2 separate regions of the Homo sapiens genome follow, and region 2 is linked to region 1. A link is a contact called in ENCODE Hi-C or POLR2A ChIA-PET data. All regions are on one chromosome and are shown on one strand. Each heading gives the region's core, a stretch centred on a gene start or an enhancer-like site at or near the end of the contact. The rest is flanking DNA. Distances are from core to core; before and after follow the strand shown. Region 1 overlaps COMMD1 (copper metabolism domain containing 1). Region 2 has its middle 140 kb from the start of MIR5192.

Region 1 (3,467 bases), core at 334-2,833:
TCTTGTCTCAAAAAAACAAACAAAAAGGGCAAACCCAATAAGCACATAAAAAGATGTTCAACATCTCTAATCATTAAGGACTTCAACTCAAAACTAAATGAGATACCACTTTATATACATTCGGATGACAACTATCAAAAAAAAAAAAGAAAAAAAAAAAAAACCCAGAAACTAACAAGTGTTAGTGAGGATGTACAGAAACTGGAAACTTCATGTACTGCAAAAAACCGTAAAATTGAGCAACTGCTGTAGAAAATAGTTTGTCAGTTCCTTAAAAAGTTAAAACATAGAATTACCGTATGATCCAACAAGTCCACTCCTAGTATATACCCAAAAGAATTAAAAACAGAGACTAAAATAGATATTTGTATACCCATGTTCACAGCAGATTAGTCACAAGAGCCAAAAGGTGGAAACAACTCAAATATCCATCAACAGATAAATGGATAAACAAAATGTGGTATATGTACACAATGGAATATTATTCAGCCTTTAAAAGGAATGAAATCCTGATATGTACTACAACAACGATAAAAGTTGAAGACACTATGTGTAAAATAAACCAGACACAAAAGGACAAATATTGTGTGGTTCTATTTATATGAGGTACCTAGAATAGGCAAATACACAGAGAAAAAAGTAGAAAAGAGGTTACCAGGGGCTGAAGAGATGGAAATTGGGAATTATTGTTTAATGTGTACTGAATTTCTGTTTGGGATTTAAAAAAGAAAGATCTGCAAATAGTGGTGATGGTTATACAACATCATGAATGGGTTGGATGCAGTGGCTCATCTGTAATCCGAGTGCTTTGGGAGGTGGAGGCAGGAGGACTGCTTGAGCCCAGGACTTGAGGCTACAGTAAGCTATGATCATGCCACTGTACTCCAGCCTGGGTGGCAAGACTGCCATCTCTTAAAAAAGAAAACCATCTGTACTTAATACCACTGGGCTGTACTTAATACCACTGGACTGTACACTTAAAAACTGCTGAAATGGCCGGGCGCAGTGGCTCACACCTGTAATCCCAGCACTTTGGGAGGCTGAGGGGGGTGGATCATGAGGTCAGGAGTTCAAGACCATACTGGCCAAGCCAATATGGTGACACCCCATCTCTACTAAAAATACAAAAATTAGCCTGGCGTGGTGGTGCACACCTGTAGTCCCAGCTACTCGGGAGGCTGAGACAGAAGAATCGCCTGAACCCAGGAGGTAGAGGTTGCAGTGAGCCAAGATTGCACCACTGCATTCCAGCCTGGGTGACAGAGCAAGACTCTGTCTCAAAAAAAAAAAAAAAAAAAAAAAAAAAAAAAAAAAAAGGTTAAAATGGTAAAATTTTGTTATGTGTATTTTACCACAATTTTTTTTTTTTAAGTACTAAAGAAGGGCTTGGGCCAGAGGCCTTCTACATTTATCTTGGCAATAGAGCAGTGGCATACATGGAATGAAGCCCAGAGCCAACCAGCCAGTACACACATACTAGACAAACACAGGCAGTTCAACACTGCTGGGCAGGATACACTGTTGCCCTGAGTTTAGGACAAGGGATTTATATCCAAAAATTGCTTCCAAGTCCTCTTAAGGCTTGGCTTCCTGGCTTCCTCTCAAGCACCCCATCTGTCTGCAAGAATAGAAACAGACAGCCTGAACAGCTGAACGAAGTCCAACACCAGGGGCTGCGTGCTGGCAAGCTACTAGTCAGAGGCTGAGGACTTCAGCAGTGCCAAAGCCCTATTCTCACAGGGTCAATGAATCTGCAAAGACACTCATCTTTTTCTCTCCTCCTCTTTAAATCATTTTATTGGGTATAGTATACATAAGAAAGGGCACATCATAAGAAACAATGATTTTCTTTTAAAGTCTATAAAAAATTTATGTTCAGTAATCTCAAGTGCATCTCTCTGTAAGTTGAGAGTTTTAAAAATAAAATTACTTCAGCACAAACAACATCTTCTTAACTGCCAAATGTTAAATGATTTCTTTCATATTTTTCCCCAAGTGGAAGGGGTAATTATAGCTACCAGAAAACTCAAGTTGTATGTTAGACAGTCAACACTGCAATAAGACTGTTTTAACAATGACTAGAATTACCAAATTATGCTAACATAGTCTTACAAGAAAAAACAAGGTGTTACCCCCAATTCCTCACTTTCTCTCATTCTCTACATCCCTTCCAAGTCAACTCAAAGCAACTCACCCATATTCAAAACCTACACTCTACCTGCTCACTTCACTTCCTTAAAATTACCTCTATTTCCATGCCGTTATCTCACCTGGACCACTGTGAGAGCCCAGTAAGTGGCCTCCTGCTTTCACTTTTTTCCCCCTACAATACTGATTTTTATTAGTTATCCCTAGGTTTGACAAACAAGTTTTGGAACATATTATAATAAAAAAAGTTTTTAAAGGAAGGGACCTGTCATAAATGAGAAACAGAGATGGAAATGTGGAATGGAGATTGTGAGAAGTCCATGTAAACTCATTTCTACTATTTTTTGGAGTGGAATATTAATATTGGCTCCATTCATTTCTGAATACCTCATCTTATTAAGAGAATGAAGGATAACAGTTTTTCTTTTTGTTGTTTTGTATTTTTTTTTTCCTTGAAATCCCATTTACCTAATTAACATCACATGGAGGTTTCAAGGAAAAAGAGAATTGCTTTTAATGTGCAGAAAAGCAATTCCAACCTTAGTGATATTTTCCCCCTGGGATCTCAGTATCCCAGTACTGAGATCCCAGAAATCCATTCTCCATAGGTGAATCAAGGCAATCCTATTAGAATATAAGTCACATCACATCTTTCCTTGTTTAAAACCCTCTAATGGCTTCCCATTACACTTAAAATTCTTAACAAGGCTAATTTCTTGCCTTGGTTGCTCCCTCTGCCTGTATTTTGTGCCCCCAGATCTTCCTGGGGCTGCCTCCTTCTTGTCATTCAAAGCTCAGCTCACCTCAGAGAAGAAATCTTCCTTCACTCAAATTAAAGTAAAGCCACTTACTTTGAGATGGGGTCTGGGCATCTTAATTTCTTTTTAAGCTCCTCAGATGAGTCTGACATATAGTGATGCTTTGAATCACTAGCTAAGTGAATCTTCCTTTTGCTTATAATAGCTTTTCTGCCAATTTACTTCTTGCTACTTCTTACTGACAGCGGGCTGAAAAAATGGAAAATCAACATTGTGGGAGGTGGTGAGAAAGAAATGGCAATCACTAGGGACTTGTACTAAATCACTGCCAAAGGGGCCGGGTGCGGTGGCTCACTCCTGTAATCCCAGCACTTTGGGAGGCCCAGGCGGGTGGATCAACTGAGGTCGGGAGTTCAAGACCAGCCTCACCAACATGGAGAAACCCCGTCTCTACTAAAAACACAAAATTAGCTGGGCGTGGTGGTGCATGCCTGTAATCCCAGCTACTCAGGAGGCTGAGGCAGGGGAATTGCTTGAACCTGGGAGGCAGAGATTGCGGTG
Region 2 (3,433 bases), core at 666-3,165, 330 kb before region 1:
AGTGTGGCCAGCTCAGTGGCTCACTTGTAATGCTAGCACTTTGGGAGGGCAAGAAGGGAGGATTGCTTGAGCCCAGGAGTTTGAGACCAGCCTGGGCAACATGGTGAGACCCCGTCTCTACAGAAAATTTAAAAACTGGCTGGGGGTAGTGGTGGGTGCCTGTAGTCCCACCTACTTGGAAGGCTGAGGCAGAAGGATCACTTGAGCCCAGGAGGCCGAGGCTGAAGCAAGCAGTGTTCACATCACTGCACTCCAGCCTGGGTGACAGAGCAAGACCTTGTCTTGGAAAAAAAAAAAATTTTTTTAAATGTAAGCTCCAGGAGGGCAAGAAATGTATTTGTTTTGTTCACTACCAAATTCCAAATGCCTAAAAGAGTGCTTGACACATAGTAGGTGCTCGGTAAGTGTTTCCTGAACAAATGAAAACAGTAAATGAAAAAAGCCAGAGGCATTTGAGCCCAGCCTCAAAATACTGGGCTGACTATCCTTATAAATGCTTCTATGTGAATGAAATGTCTTTAAAAGGTTACAGAAGAAATAGGTCATGCTGGTTGCCTGTCAGAAGGTGAACTTGGTGGCTGGGAGACAGAATAGAAGGGAGGCTTTTCATTATACAGTATTCTATTTGTAGATTATTATGCAAAAAATATAACTTAAAAGTAAAAAGGAAAGCTTCTGTATCATTCCTTTTTCATATCTCCATAGTATGCTGTCCTGTGGATGTACTAGAAGTCATTTCATCAATCCTATTTTAATGGGCAAGTTAGTTATTTCCAAACTTTTGCTATTGCAAATAAAGTAGTCTGGATATTTACTTTTCACGTTATAATAAATAGGACACTGAGGTCTTTTTATAACCCCTTAACTTTGGTTATAAATCTTTGCAGTTGAAAATGTAACCAACATCCCCAAGTAAACAAAAGTTTACTGCAGTTAAGTCCATTTGCATTTGCTGGCTGGGAGTGGGGCAGCCTCAGGAAGCAGAGGCTCCTGGGAAAGGGATAATTTAATTAGCATTCTTGCAATCTCATTGGTAAACTCACCCAATCCCTAAGCCTGTATCCTGATAATTTATCAGGATAGGGCTGTCTTACAAAGGAGGGCAAAAAAACAAAAGAACAAACTTCTAACCAAGATGTGGCTCACGCCTGTAATCCCAGCACTTTGGGAGACCAAGGCAGGTGGATCACTTGAGCCCAGGAGTTCAAGACCAGCCTGAGCAACATAGCGAAACCCCATCTCTACTAAAATACAAAAAATGAGCCAGGCATGGTGGCACACACCTGTAGTCCCAGATACCCAGGAGGCTGAGAAGGGAAAATCACCTAAGCCCAGAAAGTTGAGGCTGCAGTGAGCTGTGATTGCACCACTGCAATCTAGCCTGGGCAAGGGGAGTGAGACCCTGTCTCAAAGACAAACAAACAAACAAAAAGTGAAGACAGTTCAGTATTCCTAATTCATACAATGGGAAACATCTGAACTAAAGATTGAGAATCCTGGGTCTGCTACCGAGAAGCAGGGTGACCTTGAGGAAATCACTTCTCTCCTCTGGGCCTCCATCACCAGGTCTGTGGAATGCAGCCTTTGTCTCCCTCCCTCTCACTGGAGACTCAAACACTATGTTGGGTGACTTGAGGCAGCTGCTGAATGGTAGCAGATCTGCCAGGGCTGTCACTTTGTGGTGGTTCTGTAGGTAAATACGGCACTGTGTTGGAAGAGAAAAACAAACAGAGAAGCAGCTGCCTTCTTTTCCAGAAATGACACCAATAGCCTGCAACTACTCAGGTTGATGGGCATGCAGCAGCCCGATGACTCCAGAGATGCGGGGGCAGGGAGCAGAGCATCTGAAACAGGGACATCAGGACCCAGTGACTGCTCTGGTATGACTCAGGGAGGCTGTCAGGGTTGAGCTCTCTGCCAGGGATCCAGAGTGTCCCAGGAGGCCGTCTCTTCTGAAGAATCTGACAAGGCCCAGGCTTCTGGGAATGACTCTGCCCTGTTCTCCTGCCTAACCTGAAAACAGACTCTGGGGAGAAGGAAGCTGATTGACACAGTTTCATTGCCCCCAACACTTGCAAGTGCAAACAGAGGCCACATACCTTCTTATTCTTTGGATCTGTAATCAGATCCTCATTTGGTAAAAAAAAAAATATGAAGTTGCGGCCAGGCCTAACACTTTTGGAGGCTGAGGTGGGTGGATCACCTGAGGTCAGGAGTTCGAGACCAGCCTGACCAACATGGAGAAACCCTCGTCTCTACTAAAAATACAAAAATTAGGTGGCATGGTGGCGGGCGCCTGTAATCCCAGCTACTTGGGAGGCTGAGGCAGGAGAATTGCTTGAACCCAGGAGGGGAGGTTGCAGTGAGCCGAGATCGCACCACTGCACTCCAGCGAGACTCTGTCTCAAAAAAAAAAAAAAAAAGAAGTTGCAGGAATTGCATTCAACCTCTTCAAGTTATGAATTTAATGAGAATAATTTTCTTGCTTATTTTTACAGTTTCATCAGCATTAAAATCTCATTAAAAAAGAATCTGTGGCTGGGCATTGTGACTCGCACCTGTAATCCCAACACTTTAGGAGGCTGTGATGACAGCTCACTGCACTCCAGCCTGGGCAGCAGCAGAATCACTTGAGGCCAGGAGCTGAAGACCAGACTGGGCAACATAGCTGGACCTCATCTCTACAAAAGATAAAAAATTAGCCATGTGAGGTGTATGCATTTGTAGTCTTAGCTTGGGAGGCTGAGGCAGGAGATATGCTTGAGCCCAGGAGTTCCAGGCTGCAGTGAGCTATGATAATGCCACGGTACTCTAGCCTGGGCAATAGAGCAAGACCCTGGCTCAAAAATGGAAGGAAGGAAGGGAGGGAGGGAGGCAGGGAGGGAGGGAGGGAGGGAAGGAGGGAAGGGAAAAGAAAAAGAGTTTGTGAAGTTCTCTTGCTTACAAATTTTATGAGAGACCTCAACAGAAAACTGTTCATTTTCAGTGTTGCCAGTTTTAAAAAATTTAAGCTGATGCGCTTCTGAATACTTTTCCTTTTTTGGCTTTTTTTTTTTTTTGAGCTCCACTGTCATATTTTCTAAATTGATCCCAACTCAACTTGTATTCATTCCTAGTGATCTAAGAGTTTACAAAATAAAGTTGTTTTTCTTCTAAAACATTCAACTTTTTTTTTTTTTTTTGAGACAGTGTCTTGCTCTGTTGCCCAGGCTGGAGTGCAGTGGTATGATCACAGTTCACTGCACTCCATCCTGGGCAACAGTAGCCTCGACCTCCCAAACTTAAGCAATCTTCCCACCTAAGCCTTCCAAGTAGCTGGGACTACAGGTGCTCACTACCATGCCCAGCTAATTTTTTGAGCTCTCTCTGTGGCTCTTTCCCCAGCTCCACCAGGGGTCTCACTATGTTGCCCAGGCTGGTCTCAAACTCCTGG

The links. Hi-C counts contacts between places; a loop is a spot of excess contacts on that map. ChIA-PET counts read pairs that join two places held with the same protein, here RNA polymerase II (POLR2A).
Region 2: a map of cardiac septum shows a loop between it and region 1 (2.8-fold over the local background). The contact joins two enhancer-like sites. A Hi-C loop is called at or near these places in 1 of 168 maps with a recorded cell type or tissue (cardiac septum). POLR2A ChIA-PET finds 5 or more read pairs at or near these places in 4 of 52 experiments (A549, BJ, GM10248 and 1 more).

The regions. Positions count from the first base shown.
Region 1 is chr2:62,012,392-62,015,858 of GRCh38, reverse strand. The region is part of intron 2 of COMMD1 (copper metabolism domain containing 1); the gene reads right to left. Among named protein-coding and RNA genes, the nearest start is that of COMMD1, 110 kb to the right of the region's middle. Within about 2 kb of position 1,583, at least 14 of the 41 ENCODE cell types and tissues checked have a DNase peak (open chromatin) inside an H3K27ac peak, as active enhancers do.
Region 2 is chr2:62,339,578-62,343,010 of GRCh38, reverse strand. No RefSeq gene overlaps it. Among named protein-coding and RNA genes, the nearest start is that of MIR5192, 140 kb to the right of the region's middle. Within about 2 kb of position 1,915, at least 5 of the 41 ENCODE cell types and tissues checked have a DNase peak (open chromatin) inside an H3K27ac peak, as active enhancers do.